Regions from separate parts of the Homo sapiens genome. Here region 1 is linked to region 2. Evidence: read pairs that join two places in POLR2A ChIA-PET (ENCODE). Cell type or tissue: K562. All regions are shown on one strand. Links, peaks and the distances in the headings refer to the core of each region. The heading gives the core; the rest is flanking DNA. Region 1 has its middle 5.3 kb from the start of ATP2B2-IT1. Region 2 overlaps ATP2B2 (ATPase plasma membrane Ca2+ transporting 2).

Region 1 (8,864 bases), core at 570-8,569, 110 kb before region 2:
GGGTGGGACCTCAGCCTATCCCTGCCATTAGAGCCCCTGGATCACTGCATTCTGAATCCCTTGGGCCTCTCTGTGACCAGGGTGCTCAGAACTTCCACCTGCCAGGAGGCGTTAGAAACTTTTTTGAGCCAAATGGAGTCACTTGTGCTACATTCATGGAAGGGGAAACTGTGGGGCGGCACTTTGAGGCCCACCTTCTGGGTCTGTTTCTTTGTTTTGTTTTGTTTTGTTTTGTTTTGTTTTGTTTTCAAGACGGAGTCTCGCTCTGTTGCCCAGGCTGGAGTGCAGTGGCATGATCTCAGCTCACTGCAACCTCTGCCTGCCAGGTTCAAGTGATTCTCCTACCTCAGCCTCCCAAGTAACTGGGATTACAGGCATTCACTACCATGCCTGGCTAATTTTTGTATTTTTTAGTAGAGACAGGGTTTTGCCATTTTGGCCAGGCTGGTCTCGAACTCCTGACCTCAGGTGCTCTGCCCGCCTCGACCTCCCAAAGTGCTGGAGTTACAGGTGTGCACCACCATGCCCAGCTAATTATTGTATTTTTAGTAGAGATGGGGGTTTCACCATGTTAGCCAGGCTGCTCTTGAACTCCTGACCTCAGGGGATCTGCCTGCCTTGGCCTCCCAAAGTGCTGGGATTACAGGCGTGAGCCACCGCACTGGGCCCTTCTCAGTCTGTTTCTAAGTGAAGGGCAGCTGCACAGACCCCACCTTGGCCACTCAGGAGGCGAGCCCTGTTCTGGGCACATTTGCAGCATCATCTCCACGAGCTGCAAGCTCATTATTCCCATTTTACAGAGCAAGAAGCTGAGGCCCAAGAGAATGAGAGGTGCCTCCCCTACAAAACTTCAACTTATCTTTAGCAATCGTTGGTTGAGCATCCACTATGAGCAGGACTCATGGTCTTCTTTAGTACCATTCTCAGAACTTCCCTGGGAGGTAGGCCTGGTCCTCCCCATCCCTCCCACATGGCTTAATCTTTCTTTCTCTCATTGAGTAAAACTGCACAGTACAATGAGCAAATCTCAAGTGCACTCCTGGGTGAATTTTTACCTCTGTTTCTACATGCATGACCAATACCCAGATCCAGCTGTAGCACGTTGCCACCTCCCCAGGAGGCCACCGCCCCTTCCCAGTGGATCCCTCCTTGCCCTCCAGAGGAGACCACTGCTCTGACCATTACCACGGTAGATTAGTTTCACCTACTCTGGAACCTCATATAAATGGAATCGCATGGTGTGTTCTCTTCCTGCCTGGCTTATTTCACTCAACATTGTGAGATTCATCCATCACCCATGTGCTCCAGGTATCAATGGTCCATTCATTTTCAGAGCCGTGTAGTATTTCATTGTCAGACTACATCACAAGTTGTTCATCTGTTCTCTTGTGGGTGGGCATTTGGGTTGTTTCCAGTCTTAAGCTATAGTGAATTAAGTCTCTATGAATATCTGTGTATAAGTCTTTGGTGGTCATATACATATATATGTTTTTCTTTTTGTTTTTTTTTTTTGAGATGGACTCTCTCTCTGTCACCCAGGCTGGAGTGCAGTGGCGAGATCTCGGCTAACTGCAACCTCCACCTCCTGGGTTCAAGCAATTCTCCTGCCTCAACCTCCCGAGTAGGTGGGACTACAGGCACGTGCCACCACACCTGGTTAATTTTTTGTATTTTTTTTAGTAGAAACGGGATTTCACCATGTTAGCCAGGATGATCTCGATCTCCTATATATTTTTATTTCTCTTATGTGGAGTGGGATTGCTGGGCCATAGGGTAGGTGTAGGTTTTGCTTTACTTGAAACTACCAAAACTTTTTCCAAAATGGCTGTTCCATTTCACACTCCCACCAGCAACGTATGAGAGCCTCTGTTGCTCCATGTTTCCAGCAACACTTGATACAGTCAGTCATTATAGGTTTCGCCACTATGGTAGGTGTGTGATCATACCCATTACATAGAAGCAGAAACTGAGCCTCAGAGATGCTGAGCCCCTTGCCCTGGAATCTAGGGCCTAGATCACAGGGTTACTGAAGACAGAGTAGAGACTTGGACTCTGGGATTCTGGATTTCGGGACTGTGTCACAGCCACAGTTAGAGTCATGGAGCTCATGGACAGAATCAGAATATAAGCAATAGTTATTAGTGTTTTCTGCACAGGAAGTGGATGGTTGAAAACCATCAGCAGCAGTGTTGGACCAGGCTGCTGGTCTGTGGACTCTCAGCTCAGTGCTCATCCTCCTCTGGCACAGTGCCTCGGGTTCCCTCTGGCATCCCCAGGGAGATCCCAGGTTCCCCGGTAACCCTGCCATTCCGAGTCACGCTGCCGGGAATGCATCCCCATGAGCTTGCCAAGAAAGATTGTTCTTTTGGGAGCTGGCAGGACACCATCTACATTGTGCAGCCCAGGGCCTTCTCTGAGTCCCCCTCCCAGGGGTTTTCTGTCCCCAAAGGCACTGATTGTTCCTCTCAGGAAAACAACCCGTTCTGAGGTTGGGAGATTAATGAGGATGATGGAGCTTCAGGAGACTCCTGCTTGGCCCTGGCCCAGCCGATGGTTTCTGCAGCCCTGGGATCCCCTGATGGCCTTGGGGATTAAAGCTGAGGAAGAGGACACCAAAAGTCTGAGATCCTATACCAGCTCTGCTCCTGTCTTGCCGGGTGACACTGGGAAAGTTACCTCCTATCTCTGAACTCTTGCCACTTTCCATAAATGGAAAGACTAGATGAGAAGCCAGGAATCTCAGCCAGTGTCTGGAACCCCAGAGCCTCCCAAGATTCCCTATGGCAACTTGGCGGTTTTGCCACACCTGTTGGCCTCCCAGCCTAGTGATTCTCAAGTCCTAAGGTGAATGTGATTCTCCAGGAATCCTGCTAACTGCAGATTCCAGCTCAGTAGATCTGGAATGGGATCTCAGTGCCTGGACTTCCATCAAGTTCCTAGGTGACAATGAGGCTGCTGGCCCAAGGACCATACCCAGGCAGCTTCTTTTTTTTTTTTTTTTTTTTTTGACACAGAGTCTCACTCTGTCACCCAGGCTGGAGTGCAGTGGTGATCTTGGCTCACTGCAACCTCCGCCTCCCAGGTTCAAGCAATTCTCCTGCCTCAGCCTCCCGAGTAGCTGGGACTACAGGCACCCGCCACCATACCAGGCTAATTTTAGTAGAGACGGGGTTTCACCATATTGACCAGGCTGGTCTCGAATTCCTGACCTTGTGATCCGCCCACCTTGGCCTCCCAAAGTGCTGGGATTACAGACGTGAGCCACCGCGCCCGGCCCCAGCTTCTTATATTGTCCTGAAGACAGCCTCCCACGTTATGCCAAGCTCGTCATTCCCTCCAGCTCTTCAAAAGGACTCTGGACCTTTAAATAATCATTCTGAGCCAGGTGTGGTGGCTCATGGCTGTAATCCCAGCAATTTGGGAGGCCGAGGCAGGAGGATTACTTGAGGCCAGGAGTTGAAGACCAGCCTGGGGAATATAGTGAGACCCCATCTCTACAAACAATTTAAAAATTAGCCGGGAAAGGTGGCACCACACCTGTAGTTTCAGCTACTAAGAAGACAGGTGGGAGGATTGATTGAGCCCAGGAGGTTGATGCTGCAGTGAGCCATGATGATACCACTGCACTCCAGCCTGGGCAACAGAGCAAGATGATGTCTCAAAAAATAACAATAATAATAAGAACAATCATTCTGATTGAGCTCAGTGTTCACCGTACACTCGGCCTAAGCAGCCTGAGTGAGAAGGGAAGCCTCGGAGTGTGGAGTGAGGCCGCAGGAGAAGCATGCTCATGCCTGCAAGGACGTTCTGCCGAGTGTGCGCAGGACATCCTCGGCCCTGCCCTTTTTCTGGTGCCAGGTCCATCCACGGGGGCAGTCAGCACAGGGGCTAAGGCATCTGGAGGCCTGGACACCTCCAGTCAGCAAACCTGGCTTTGTAACTTTGCTCTGCCAGCAACTAGCTGTAGGGCCTAGGCAAAGCCCCAGCTTCGCCATGTGTGAAATGAACACGTTAGCAGCATTTGCGGTACAGGGTCATTGTGCAGGGGAGTGAGGCCATCCATGCCAAGTGCTTGTTAAGGGCCACGCATCCCTGGACATGAGGGACAATTTTAAGGTTTCCTATCTTGCTCAGAACTGAACACATGGGGTCTCTAAGGCCCAGATTTTGGACAGTTTCCAGAAGTCAGATTCTCCCTCAAATAACTAGCGCTTCTCTAGGTTATCCTAGAAGCCCATAGATTTGGGCAAAACTCCCAAATGCAACCCTACATAGAGCCTCCCTGCCAGCACAACTTCCCTCAGACACCAGAGACAACAGAGGGCTGCCAGCCAGCAGCCCAGGGGAAATTCTCCTCTCCAGGTATTGGTGTTTTTATGCACATTTCTCATCCTCTCTACCCCAGACATAACCTAGCATGCATGAGCTGCCAGCTAAGTCTTCTCAAGTCAGTGTCCACCTATCACTGCCCCTGCTCAAGAGCCTTCCATAGCTCCCATAAGTGTGTAGTTCAGCAGCATTAAATATATTCACATCATTGTGCAACCATCACCACTATCCATCTCCACAAATTCTTCATCTTCCCCAACTGAAACTCTTATCTAAAGACTTTATATGGATTGTTTTCGTTGAATCCTCCCTAGAACTCTAGGAGGTCATTTTCCCAATGACCTCTTCTCTATAATTATTATTTTGTCTGAGCCCCATTGGCCTTAGTTTTCTCATCTGCAAAATGGGGCATAATAACCCTCTGAGCTTTACAGACATATAGGGCCCTCAGGCTCAGCCTTCTTGCACCTCCCCTCAGGTACACCCTCTGCCCAGCAATTCTGAATTGTGATCCAGATGGCTTTTTCTGGTGCTGGAGCCTAAGTGGTGGGAGGAGGGGTTGGGGAACCTATCCCCACTTCCAGCTCTTTCTTTCAGCTTTCTCCCCCGGGCGGAAAGGCTGTATTGTGACCCCAGGCACTGAGCAGTCGGCAGCGGGGACTTCACCAAGGATTCAGAAATACCAGGGTTTACTCAGGCCCTTGTTGACATGTGGGGTCTGGGTGTGTCCCAGCCCGGCAGGCCCTGAGACACAGGCCCAGGTGTCAAGTCAGCCAGCCCTTTGTGAATGGCTGTTCCCACCACACTCCCTGCAAGGGACAGACAAACCCAAGAATCCCACCCTCATATCCCCCTCCTCACCGGGTCTTCCATACCCACACATCCTTCCCCTACCGTGCAGTCTCCCACCCCGAAGTAGTCCACTCCTCCTTCCCCCACACAGCTGAGACCTGTTTACTTTTTAAATTAATATTGTAAGCTTTGCAGGGTTCCTTACACTCATGATCTAATTTAATCTTAAAAAGATCATTCCAAGTAGATATTACTACTTTTAAATATGTGTGCTCCATGTTTTACAAGTGACTTTGTGTATAGAGAAATGTAAATAATAATTATAAATTAGAGATAAGGAAAAAAGAAACTAATAATTACCCAAAATGCCCACCAGGGAGATAAGCATCATCTAGACCTTGTTAAAAGGATGAGATGGACTGAAAATCAATAGAAGAAAAGGTTGATATGGAGAATGCCCCTTGCCTAGTATGCTCTGAGAACGCCAGGCAGACAGATGGCCCAGGCAGATCCTCCAGGCAGAGGACCAGATGATTCTGCTCTAGGGAAAGTCACCAGCACCAAAAGAAACAGCCATCACCACTGCTGTGTGGGGGCCTCCCGGGGCACAGCTCAGCCACCTCGGTGAAGCCCACCATTCAGCGACCACCTTACCCCACAGAGCTCACAATCAGCAGTTTCATGTTTCCCCCTTATGTGGAATAGACTCCTAGGCTCAGCGGGCATCGGAGGGAGGCAGGAACCAAAACCCAGAAGAAAGAAACTGGGAGAAAATAGAGGCAAAGCAGAAAGCAGAAGATAACTTCCAAAACCCACTGCAATTAATTAACATTGCTGGGAGATAAGACAAGAGGGAGAAGCAATAAAAGGACCCCTGGGAGAACAAGAAGAATCTCTGGAAACAAATTTTTTTGAAATAGCAGAATTGAACGTGTCAATAGGATTTATAATGGGGGGAGACAGGCAGAGTCTGGCTGCTGAGTGAATGTTTGGGGAAGGACCAGTGAGAGACCAGAAAGGATCTGGGTTTGAGCAAGCAGGACCAGGCAGACGCCGTATTTGCTGGGCTGACAGCTCCCAGAGGAAAAGCAAATTGAAGAAGGCTTCTTTTTAGATGAGTTTAGTCAGGGAGTCTCCAGGACGTCCCAGTGGAACAGTTTGTATAGAATGGGGCACTCTACCAGCAAAGAAGCAGTAGATAGGAACCCAGAGAGTAAGATGGCGTTGCTCTCAGAGTCTGGAGCCTGGCTCAGCATAGGCTATTTCTACCCCAGCCAGTTCTTGCTGAAGGATGGTACCCAACCAAGCCTCTGAGACACTTGTTAACAATACAGAGTCCCAGGCCTGGGATCAAAACCTGGATGGGGACACAGGAATATGCATTTCAACAAGCTCCCCCAGAAATCTGAAATTGACCAAAATTTGAGACCCTCTTGTTTCAGGAACAGGTAGTGATCAAAGTTCTAGGGAAGAGACTGAGCATGCAGTCAGGGAGGCAGGGGGTGAACAGGAAGTAGAGGTGGGGTGCCATGCAGGAGCTTACTCTCTGTGCCAAGTTCTGCCATCCTGGTGCAGTGAACTTATCACTAACTTCAAAATAGCAACAGCTCTTCGAAATTCAGCAGCAAAATCACTGATTCAGGAAGCAATTAACATAGACATTCAATCAATTATTCATTGCATTACTAATGTGTAGCAGTAATCAAATTGGCCTTTTAATATGTATTTTTTTCTTTTAATTAACCCTGTCCAAAACTAGAGTATATTCCATGCAAAAAAAAAAAAATGTATTTGGCTTGATTTTAAAAAGAAAGAAGAGGAAAATAAAAACCATTTTATCTCATTATCATTGTGTCAAAGGAACCTGCGGGCAGAAATTGCTTTGTGTGTTGATTGTCTTGTTCACATGATTTGAGATGCACCAGGAATCTGCACGTCCCGTCTGCAGATGCCTGAAATTCCATCATTAGTGATTAGATGAAGCCTTATTGTGTTCCTGTCTCTGGTAGAATAGAAAGAGCACTGGACTTGGAGCTGAGAGATGCAGCTTCCAATTTTAGAGCTGCCCCTAAGTTACTGAGAAACCTTGGGTTACCTCTGTGAGCCTCAGTTTCCCCCAATGAAGAGACTGAAGTTAGACACTGCCAAGAAGTCTTCCAGTTCTGACATTTTCTCATGTGGCCCCTGCAGATGCCCCTTCAACCCATTAATATGAATGAGCGTTTGCCCCTTCCTGGAGGAAGTGAGCAGTGGGGGCAGGCACCATCATTCCAGAACTGTTCATCTATCATTCCATGTAGTGTAGTTGGAGTATGTAGTTTCACCACACACCCCCTCCTGCTCCTAATAATTGCTAATATCTACTAAGTGCTTCGTATGTGCCAGGCACTATGTGGTATTTTTTAATTGTGCTAAAATACACATAACATAAAATTTACCATTTTAGCCATTTATAAGTGTGTGGTTCAGCAGCATTAAATATATTCACATTATTGTGCAACCATCACCACCACCCATTTCCACAAATTTTTCATCTTCCCCAACTGAAACTCTTGTCTAAGGATTTTATGTGGATTGTTTTTATTGAATCCTCCCTAGAACTCTAGGAGGTAGGGTCTGTTTTTCGGCCTGTGTATTAGTTAGCTGTGGCCATACTGATGCTGTGTAACAAACAACCATAGTTCTTCAGCCAGATACAGTAACACAACAGTAAACACTTCTTAGCTTAGCTCCCAAGTCTGCAGATGGGCCAGCGGGCAGCTGATCCAGGCTGGCTTCATTTGTCTCTGAGCCTCCGCCTGCAACCAACAAGTTTAAAATAGGGATGCTCTTCTTATGGCGATGGCAGAGGCATGGGGGCAGGTGGAAACCCACAGTACCTCTTAGAGTCTAGATTCCAACTTGGCACACCTTGTTCTGTTGGACAGAGCAAGTCACATGGCCAAGCAGAAAGCCAAGGGGTGGGGAAGTTGACCCCCTTAATGGGAGAAACTGCAAAGTCACTTAGCAAAAGACATGAATTTTGGGGAGGCTCAGGAATGGGAGCCAATTGCACAATCTTCCAGAGCTCCGTTTTAGAGATAAGGAATTGCTATCTCACCAGACTGTTTAAAGGATTGGCCAAGGTGCCAGAAGCGACACAGGACACTGCTGGGTGCTGAGTGGGAACCCAACGATGCTCATTTCCTTCAGTTAAGGAGTCATCCAGGGTGCATTTAAACAAGGGAGCACCCGACCTCCCCACCACAGTGATTGTGACTTTCTTCAACCCCTTCCAAGCCCATCCAAAGCTTTGAGCTTGGCGTTCAGTGCTACTAGGAGCTGAGCTGAGTAGCCTGGCTGAGCTTATCTGGCTTTCCTCTCCTTCTAGGCCCCCAACTCTTGCCAGACTGATGGTCCCATGCCCATGTCCATGCCTTGCTCACGTGGACTCTTTCTTATGGAAACGGCCCAGGCTTCTGCAGCCAGTTCAGCGGCCCCTCCTCCAGGCAACCTACCTCTAGGGACTCCAGGCAGCATGCTGGCTCCCCTGGCCTTGTGTGGTACAGTGGGTTCTCACAGCCCATGGGGCGTGAGGCCACGAGTCACCTACCTGGCCCTCTGGCATCCCTGCTGAAGGCTCTGTTCCTGGCACCACCAGGCAGTCCTCCTGGCCTCATACAAGGACCTTCCCCAGCTTCTGCCCATCTTGGGGGAGCTAGAGAACCCCACGGCAATGGCATTGGCCCTGTGGACACCAAGTT
Region 2 (8,864 bases), core at 377-8,376:
CTCTGACTGGCCTTGGGCCTGAGCCCAGCTCTGCCAGCACCTGCTCCATGGCCTTGCACCAGAGCCTTCCACCTGAGGGCCTCCATTTCCCCATCTAGAAATCACTGTCATCCCAGTTTCTAGTTTCTCTCGCTGGCTAGGCTCTGGGCTGAGCCCTGTGCCCTGCATTAACTCACATTTTCCTCCCAACAACCCTGGGAGGGAGGGGCTGTGATTGTCTCCATTTCAGAGAAGTGACAACTAAGGCCAGAGAACGACTTAAGTGGTTTCCATGGAAGGTAGAGGCTTCTGGGGATGGAGGAAGTTCCCAGGAGGAGACTGCACTGGGGGTTGCAGATCTAGGGACCCTGAGATGGATAAGGTGGTAACAGGCAGAGAAGAGAGGAGAGGGCATTCCAGATAGCAATCTTGGTCATGCTATGGTGTGGAGCTAGGGCTGCTGTGGGGGCCATAGACTGTGGGAATGGAGGGAGCCAAGCTATACCCTGCCGTGTCCTGGCTTGCTTTTATTTGGGGGGCTTGGAGCCTCAGCATCAAACCCTTGGCTCTGTGCAGCTTCATCAAGGCTAGGGTCCCCTGGGCCTGTGTCCCCTGGGAGGCTGCATTCGCATCTGTCCCCGCGCAGATGGCTGGTGAGCACAGCTAGCAGCCCCCACCCCCACCCGCACCCCCTTCTGTCGCGAGGACTCGGCTGCGCTGGGGAGTGTGGTGCGGCATTATTTTTAGAAGTGGCACCATCTGTTCAAGGTGCCGGGTGGATTCTGTTCGTCTCCGCAGTGGCCAGGGACAGACATGCCAAGTCAGGGGAAGAGCTACAGAGCTAGTCAGGCCCCCCCATGGTCACACTTCAGCCAGGATGGTCACTAATCAGCATGCGCACAGGGCATGGGGTTCCAGGGTCTGGGGTCTGGGGTCTGGGGCTTGGGGCTGCCAGTGGGGCAGCTCTGGGGCCAGGAGAGCGGACGCAGAGGATGAGTTTGAGGTAGGCAGCGGCATGTGCCCCCCCACACCCCACCTGGTCCCTGGGACTGGGCCCAAGGGCTGCCTCCTGGCAGATCAGAGTGTCCTGGCCCTGACCTCCAGGTTTCAGGGACGAATGGAGAATAGGCAAAGGAGAAAAGTACAAAGGCTGGACCATAAGGATCCTCAGTGGGACCCAGCACTGGGTGTGGCAGAAGACACCGGCCTGGCCAGAGTAGCCCAGAGGACTAGGACATCTCCCCACTCCTGACCCACATGCTGCAGTGTGTTCCACTGCCTGAGGGGCCACTGTGTAACACTGTGATCCAGAGCAGGGGCTCTGAAAGCAGCCTGCCTGGGCTCCAATCCAACAATTACGTGACCCCGCGCAATCTCTTTAACCTTGCAAAGCCTCCATTTGCTCATCTGTGAAAGGGGATACCAATAGAAGCTCCTTCCTGGGGTTCATATGTGGATTTGCTGGTTTGATGCCTATAAAGTGTGGCACGTGTCCGGCCCTCAGCAAGAATGCATTTGGCATAAGTTATTCCTACCATCTGGTTGGCCAGTTTCTGCTTTGAAAGGCAGGTGTCACCCTAATATTCCTCGCTTCCCATGTCATTCCATAGTCCAACTGCTTTCTCGGTCATGGAACCAGACCTGGTGGAGGCCTGTTCTGTGCTGGGGACTGGAGAGGCCCTGTTCCTGGGGAGCTCAGGGCCTAGTTGGGGAGGCAAGCTGGCAAAACCCACCCCAAGGCAGTGGGTGGAGGGTCAAAGTATGGATTTAAGGAGTGAGCCACACGCGACGGGCTGGCAGAGGGAAGAGAGTTGGAATTTGGAGCAGAGGAATTGGAGAGAACTTCACAGAGAAGTTGGCATGAGGACTAGATCTTGGAGAGTGAGGTTTGGATTAATGGAAAAGCAGGTGGTAGACCATTCTGGATCCAAGGAACATATATGCAAAAGTTGGAAGGCAGGAACTTGCATTAGTTGTTCAGAAAATGGCAAGGACCATAAGGTCCCTCAGTGGGACCCAACACTGGGTGTTAACTTAGACAAGACCCCAGAGAGGCCAACTCGGACCCCAAGGAGGCCAGCTCAGACCCCAGAGAGGCCAGCTCAGAGCCAATCAGGTGGGATGTGGGAAGCTGTAGTCACGAATATGTTTTCTTAAATAGGCACTGGTAGCCAGTGAAAATTTTTAATCCAGAGACAGCCATGCTCAAATCCAAAAGGCAGCATAATGTGGCAGCTTCAGAGTCAGAAAAGCCCAGTTCTACTCCCAGATCTGCCACTCCTCATTAGCTGTGTGAGCTTGAGCGTAATGTTATTTTACCTCTCTGAGCCTCAGTCTCCTCATCTGTAAAATATGCATAATAATACCTACCTCATGGGGTTGTTGAGGGATAAGGTATGAGCAGAGCCTCACACAGCCTCTGACATGCAGAAGCCACTCTAAATGGCAGTCACTGTCAGCTTCACTCTGTGGTCACTGAAGGAGGATGTAAGGCTAGAGAGCCAGGGGGCTGAGGGGCTGTGGATGAACCTAAACCAGAGTTGGGAGCCTGGGGAGGGGAGGAAGAGGAGTTAGGCTGAGCCTTTATGCTGATGCTTCCTGGGTCTGGTCACCGGACTGGACATGAGGGAAGGATTAGAGTCAAGAGTGGCCCAGATAGTGCTGTGGATGCCCTTAGTAACACAAGGGTCACAAAAGAATGAGGAGACTTAGGAGAGCCTGAGGGCCTGGAGGACCTTTGGAGGGGACATTTGGCAACCACAAGAAGGTCGGTTCTGGAGCTTGGGAGAAAGGCCGTGGTGGAAAGGTCGGTCTGGGAACCACCCATGTTAGGGTGAAAGTTGATGCCAGATGGGTGTCATTGCCCAGGGAGAGGCAAGGCATTAAGAGGGCAGGACCATGGGGAAACCTACAGTTACCCCAAAACAGAGAAGCCATGGAGGCCTGGGCAGACATGGTCAGAGAAGCACAGGAGAGTGGGAAGAAGGAAGGGAGGTGCCATCAGCCGTGGGCAGGGACGTGAAGACTGAAAAGGGCCCTGGAGTTTGCCAGTGGGGGTCCTCACCAGAAGCCACCCAAGGGCCTAGCCTACCAGGAGGTGGCATTTGGATGGTTAGGGCCAGGGAGTTGGAGATTATTTTGAGCCACAGACTGAGTCACAAAAGCAAGGCAGGACTTTAGAACCCAAAACCAGGAAAGTGTGGGCTACAAGAGGAAGGAAGCCTAGAGATGGAGGAACAGGAGCCCCAAAGCACGAGGACAGGAGTTCTGCTCATTTAAAATTCACAGCCCCCACCATCCGCTCATTCATCTCTGCAGGGTGGGGGCTGCAGACCTGTGTTTTAACCAGCCCTCAAGTGATGCCAACATAGGTAGCCCTCAGGGAACCACTTTGAGAAGCCCTGTTCTGGGGTCCTTGAGCCGCACCCAGAGAAGACTTTATCAGGAGAGGAAGGAGAGAACACCTTTACCATGAGGGAGGGTGCAGACCCAAGTGCAAACCTCTGCTTATCCCCACGTGCTCTCAGCTGCTCCTCTGGCTTCCTGGCCTTTTGATTTTCCTCCTTCAGATCTGAGGCCAAGTCAGTAGCCTCACAGAGATCTCTGGCTTTCTGCCAAGGAGACTCTGGGTGGAGATAACCAGGGCTCAAGTGTGGAAGATGAGTGCACAGTCACCAAACCAGGGGCACCTCTGCTTTAGTCTAGAAGAAGTAGAACAGTGTCTGGCCACAGTAGTGAGAAATAGAAGCTAAAAGACACTTCCACCCATGCACATACGCAAATCCCTGCTGGTACCTGCATCATTCTCATTTCCTCACTCCTTTGAATCCAAGAGTCCTACTTTCTGCTGTTTTAATGCCTCTTTCTCAATATAGCTAGATTTCCTAGCATCCGCATTCTTGGAACACATAGAAAGACTTTCCTCCAAGCCTTAGCTTCCTGTTTCTCTGATCTGGACCCCAAAGGACTCACTCAACTATCCAAAAGTAATATCCCAACTTAGACACATCCCCTGGCACCTCTGTGGGTGAGTTTTTCCTCCCTCACCCCATGGAGGAAATAATTTACTAAGCTCAGTCAGACTGAGATGCTACCACTTAAATATGCTCCCAGTTCTGGCAGAAATCAGAAGGAAAGGACCACGCACAGTACAAAAGAATGAATCACTAATGGTGGAATTTCTGGCATCAGTGGCAGATGGCACTGATGGACTGAAGTGGGTCCACAGTGCATGCACTTCAGTGACCCTGAGTCACCTTTTATACAGTATCATTTTGTTAGCTCAGTCCTGCCCCCTAAAAGCCTAAAAAACAGGCTTTGAGCATCAGCACTAAAATATGGGGTCAGCTCCCCATGCTTGCTCACAGAACTCATGGAAAAGGCCCAGTGCCTTCCCCAGCGCCTACACCCAGCACCCTAGGTGTTGGAAGGGGGTTGCACCTTTCTCTTGGCTTTCCCAACCCCACTCTTCATTGGTCAGCATTGCTGTCCTGGAGAGTTCCTAGGGGCACTTAATAACATCCTGCTCTGTGTCAGCACCTCAGTGTGTGGACAGCTCCTTCACATGTTGTCCTTAACACCCACCTCCACCTCCCTAATCAGCACTGTGCCCTTGAGGACAGCTCCCAGGGAAGCCAGTTCCCCACTGCCAGCTTTGTCCTCCCCAGGGGTACTGTCTTTCAGCACCAGGACCACGTGGGCAGTTCTCACTCCCAGCCTAGGTTAGTCAACCTGCTGGGGAGAGAGGGGGCCTGTAGTTATCAGGTTCCCTGACCTCAGCTATCCAATCCCTCCCCAGCACTGACCTCCGTCCATCCATCAGCACTTCATTCCCAGAGACAGCTCCCTAGGCCCCAGCCCTCCATGGTCAGAGGTGAAGCCTGAGGCCTCACCAACCAGCCAGTGACCTGTTGTGTGTGGTCAGAATACTGACCGCAGAAGAACCCTGTGCCTCACTGTAGAAACCAGAAAGGAAAAACGGCAAAGAAGTTGGTCTGCTGGACAGAAGGGTGTGAGCCTAGGTTGCTGTTAAGAGTGCCTGTGTATGAGAGAGGGCTGGCCCTGCCACCCCTTAACCATAAGACCTTACACCAATCACTGCACACTCAGTCTGTCTTCTCCTGTATAAATGGCGGGGCTGGAGTACCAGTGCAAAGCATCGTTGTGAAGGATTAAACAAGCTAAGTGCATAAAGCAGTGCTGAGCACCTAGCAGGAATGATGTTGGTGTTGCTGTTATCATTTTTTGTTCTTCTTCCAAGCCTCTTCTTGTAATCCACAGGGACGGAGCAGACAGTGGGAGAGAATGAGGGGGATGAGGGCAGAAGAGGACAGTGTCATGTTGGCCAGTTAGGCCAGTTAGGACCTGGAGGCTGGAGGCAGCCAGTGCTGCAAAGAAGACCTCAAGAATTTCAGTGCAGCAGTAGGGAAAGAGTTGGGCAGTGCAAGAGAGGATGGTGGGATGTGGCTGAGGCATTTGGCTGAAACCAGAGTACAATGTCCAGAGCCGCTGGCCCATCCCAGGCAGGGCCACCATCCCCAGCATTCCCACGGCATGTTCCCTCTCTTGCAGCCCAAAGTGAAGCTTCCCCAACACTTTTCTGCCTCAAACAGGCTATCTTGTCTGGATCTGCTAGTGACTTTACTGTTTTAGCCTCATTAGAAACTCCACAAATATTTTTTAAGGAAATTATTTCTAAACATGGAACACATAAAAGGTACAAATTTTGGAAGGCAGGCACCGCAGTCAGAAGCCCAAGGGTGGGCAGTGGATGTCACAGATAGAAGGTGAATTCCGGTCAGGTCATGCCTTCCTGATTCTAGGGCATTTCTCCTTCCTTCGGCCTCCAGCCAAGCACGACTTGACCTGCAACTGGGATGTCCATTTCTGCTAGACACAAGGCAGCAGCAGGGAAGCCCTGGGAACTGTGCATGACCCAAGAAGCAAGGATCCTTGAGGGTGGGGCTAAAATAACCCTTCAACACTGAGCTTCTGTCCAGATTGCACCCTTATTTTACAGAAGAGGAAACTGAGGCAGGAAGGGCCATAGTGCAAGTTGTTGAAGGACAAGGGGATGCAAAGGAAAGGCAGAGGCTTTGGACAGAGAAGACATACTGAAACTATGCCAAGTCCTACCCATATGGCCGTGGCGATTGTGGCCTCTCTGAGCCCCAGCTTCCTTGCCTATAAAGTGGGGACAGCAACACCACACAGCCCATGGAAGGCACTTGCTAAGCAATTGCTGTTCATCATAGTCATCACACCAAGATCAAAACTGAGTGGATCTGATTCCTGCTGTTCATCATAGTCATCACACCAAGATCAAAACTGAGTGGATCTGATTCCTGCTGTTCATCATAGTCATCACACCAAGATCAAAACTGAGTGGATCTGATTCCTGCTGTTCATCATAGTCATCACACCAAGATCAAAACTGAGTGGATCTGATTCCTGCTGTTCATCATAGTCATCACACCAAGATCAAAACTGAGTGGATCTGATTCCTGCTGTTCATCATAGTCATCACACCAAGATCAAAACTGAGTGGATCTGATTCCCAGGGAAAACCCGAACCAAAAGTTGTGCAGAAATCACTTGACCCAGCCTGCACATCCTGACCATGGGGTTGAGGTTACTGGGGGGCTCTGTGTGGCAGAGTGAGCAGATGTTAAACAGCAGGAAAAAGGATCTGAGTGTCTCTCTTGCTCTCCTCATAGTCCCAGTGCCCGGGGCAGGGCCTGTGATGCAGCTCATTAGTTTTATTGGGTAGGTGGATGAACAGATGGATGGAGAGATTGATGGATTGACAGATGGACAGACAGCTAATGGTCAAGCAGACAGATGGAAGGATGGACGAACGGATGGATAGACGGATGGATGGTTGGATGGATGGATGAGCAGAAATGGAAGGTTTTTCCTGCCATCTAACATTGGCAACTCCTCTGAGAACAGAGGACAGTGGAGTGAGTTGACCCTGGTAGGAAGGTAAGGGCTGGACCTCCCCTTCCTCAGGCCAGGCGTGAGGGTGAGAAGCTCCACAGGAAGCCCTGGATCCCTCTCACTGCCTGCCCCTTAGACCTACGTCTGCCACCTGTGCCTTCAAGGCTGATGCAAGGCGGTTTCTTTGGGATTTTTTTTTAGATTTTCCTTTTCTGGTTAACAGAATAGGAGTTGTCTAAAAATAGCACTAAATTTGCTTCTGAGGTATTCATTTTCAGTTCCCTTCCTCTTTCCCTGTTCTCTCTTCTCAACTGTGAGAGTTTGTGAGATTGTCTTCTTCAGCTTTGAGCACATACACAGACACTCACACATCATGGGGCTTGCACACCCAGAGACAGGTGTGGCACAGATATCTTGGGCTTGCTCTCTCTCTCTCTCACACACACACACGCACACTCATGCTGACATGCTCCAGTAGACCTGTGTGGCACACCTTGTCCTTTGGGGTCACTCACACCAACCACATGTCCACTGATACATCATAGAGACCCTCTTTCCCACACACAAAGCACGGTCACTTACAGGCGTACTCTAAGACCAGCATTTGCACACTTCTTCTGACACAGGTGTGCCCCCAGACCCTGTCCCACTCATACTAAGAAAACCACCATAATGCACTCCCACTGACCCTGCACACCCACACTCATCTTGCATATCTATACTAGCCCTGCATACTCACACTAACCCTGCACCCACATATGCCTTGTACGCCCATACACCCTACACACCCACACTTAACCTGCACAGTCACACTAGCCATGCACACTCACACTGGTCTAACACACCCACACCCACCCTGCACACCCACATTTACCCTACACTCACACACTCACCCTACAGACACACTGATCTAGCACACTCACATTGGCATGCCTGCTTACATCCACACTCACCATCAGGCTCTCCCTCCTTACACACACGTGCAGAGGAAATTGCCTCCCCCAGAGAGGATATCTAAGAGAATGGCTGAGGCTCTCTGGGTGAGGACAAGGGAGGAGCTGTTGGCCCTCCACCCCCAACTGCAGGCTGAGTTCACCTGTTTCCTTGGGTTCAGCATGGAGGAAGAGGGTTCCCCATCACTGGGGCAGTGGGCCCCCTACAGAAAGGCCAGAATTTGCAACCAGGAGAGGAAAGCAAACATCCTACCTCATGGGAACTATAAGTAGTTCATCAAGACCAGAACAGAAGGGAAACTAGCCTTGTTTGCTGTGCCAACAAGCTGGAGGCCTCCCCAGCCACCTGAGAGGTGACAAGGAGCCTGGTGGGCATGGGAAAGTCAGAGCTGAGTTCCCTTTGAAATATGGCACTATGGGGTACATGCTGGTCTGGGAGCGATTGGAGGCAGGGAGTAAGTTAAATTTTCATAGGAGAGTCACCATTTAACAAGTGTTTCCTCGTTGCCAGAAACTGTGCTAGCTCTATCTCAATCCTTACAAAACCCTGTGAGGTAGGCTGTAGGGTTGTCTCCATGTTGGGGAGGGTCAACCAAGGCACAGAGGATTAAGAGCCCTGCCCAAGTCACATAACTAGTGACTGGCAGAGCTAGGCTTCCATCACTGGGGATCTTCAGACCAGACTTGTGCCCCACCTCAGTCATTGATGATTCAATGGAAAAGTGACCTTAAAAATACATATTAAGGTGGCACTTAAATTCAGCATGTCTTAAAACAGAAGAATTTGGCATCCAGAAGTTATTTTTAGCACATAATTCATGTACGACTGTCCCAGCTACCATCCTTCAGTTAGGATTTGAAAAGCTGTTGGTTTGGGGATTTGTTTTGTTTATTTTTTTATTCTTCCTTCGAAAGATAGATTCCTTCTTTGTTAAATTAACTCCACAAACAAAAAAATATTGCTCCTTCCTCTCCCAACCTCCCTTCTGGCAA

Evidence for each region. Peaks named below come from ENCODE experiments on the same cell type or tissue, not always from the same donor. Only the 100,000 strongest peaks of a DNase experiment are listed, where the experiment ranks them.
Region 1: POLR2A ChIA-PET joins it to region 2 with 6 read pairs; 2 of 35 experiments call an interaction of 5 or more read pairs at or near these places.

What each region holds. Positions count from the first base shown.
Region 1 is chr3:10,571,195-10,580,058 of GRCh38, reverse strand. It overlaps a transcript of ATP2B2 not described here. Among named protein-coding and RNA genes, the nearest start is that of ATP2B2-IT1, 5.3 kb to the right of the region's middle. RefSeq lists an enhancer at 8,101-8,600. In K562, for the core only: no CTCF peak of the experiment used is centred there; no DNase peak of the experiment used is centred there; H3K27me3 peaks cover 1,696 bases.
Region 2 is chr3:10,456,062-10,464,925 of GRCh38, reverse strand. The region is part of intron 1 of ATP2B2 (ATPase plasma membrane Ca2+ transporting 2); the gene reads left to right. Among named protein-coding and RNA genes, the nearest start is that of ATP2B2, 45 kb to the left of the region's middle. RefSeq lists a silencer at 4,447-4,741. In K562, for the core only: no CTCF peak of the experiment used is centred there; a DNase peak (open chromatin) is centred at 4,575; H3K27me3 peaks cover 726 bases.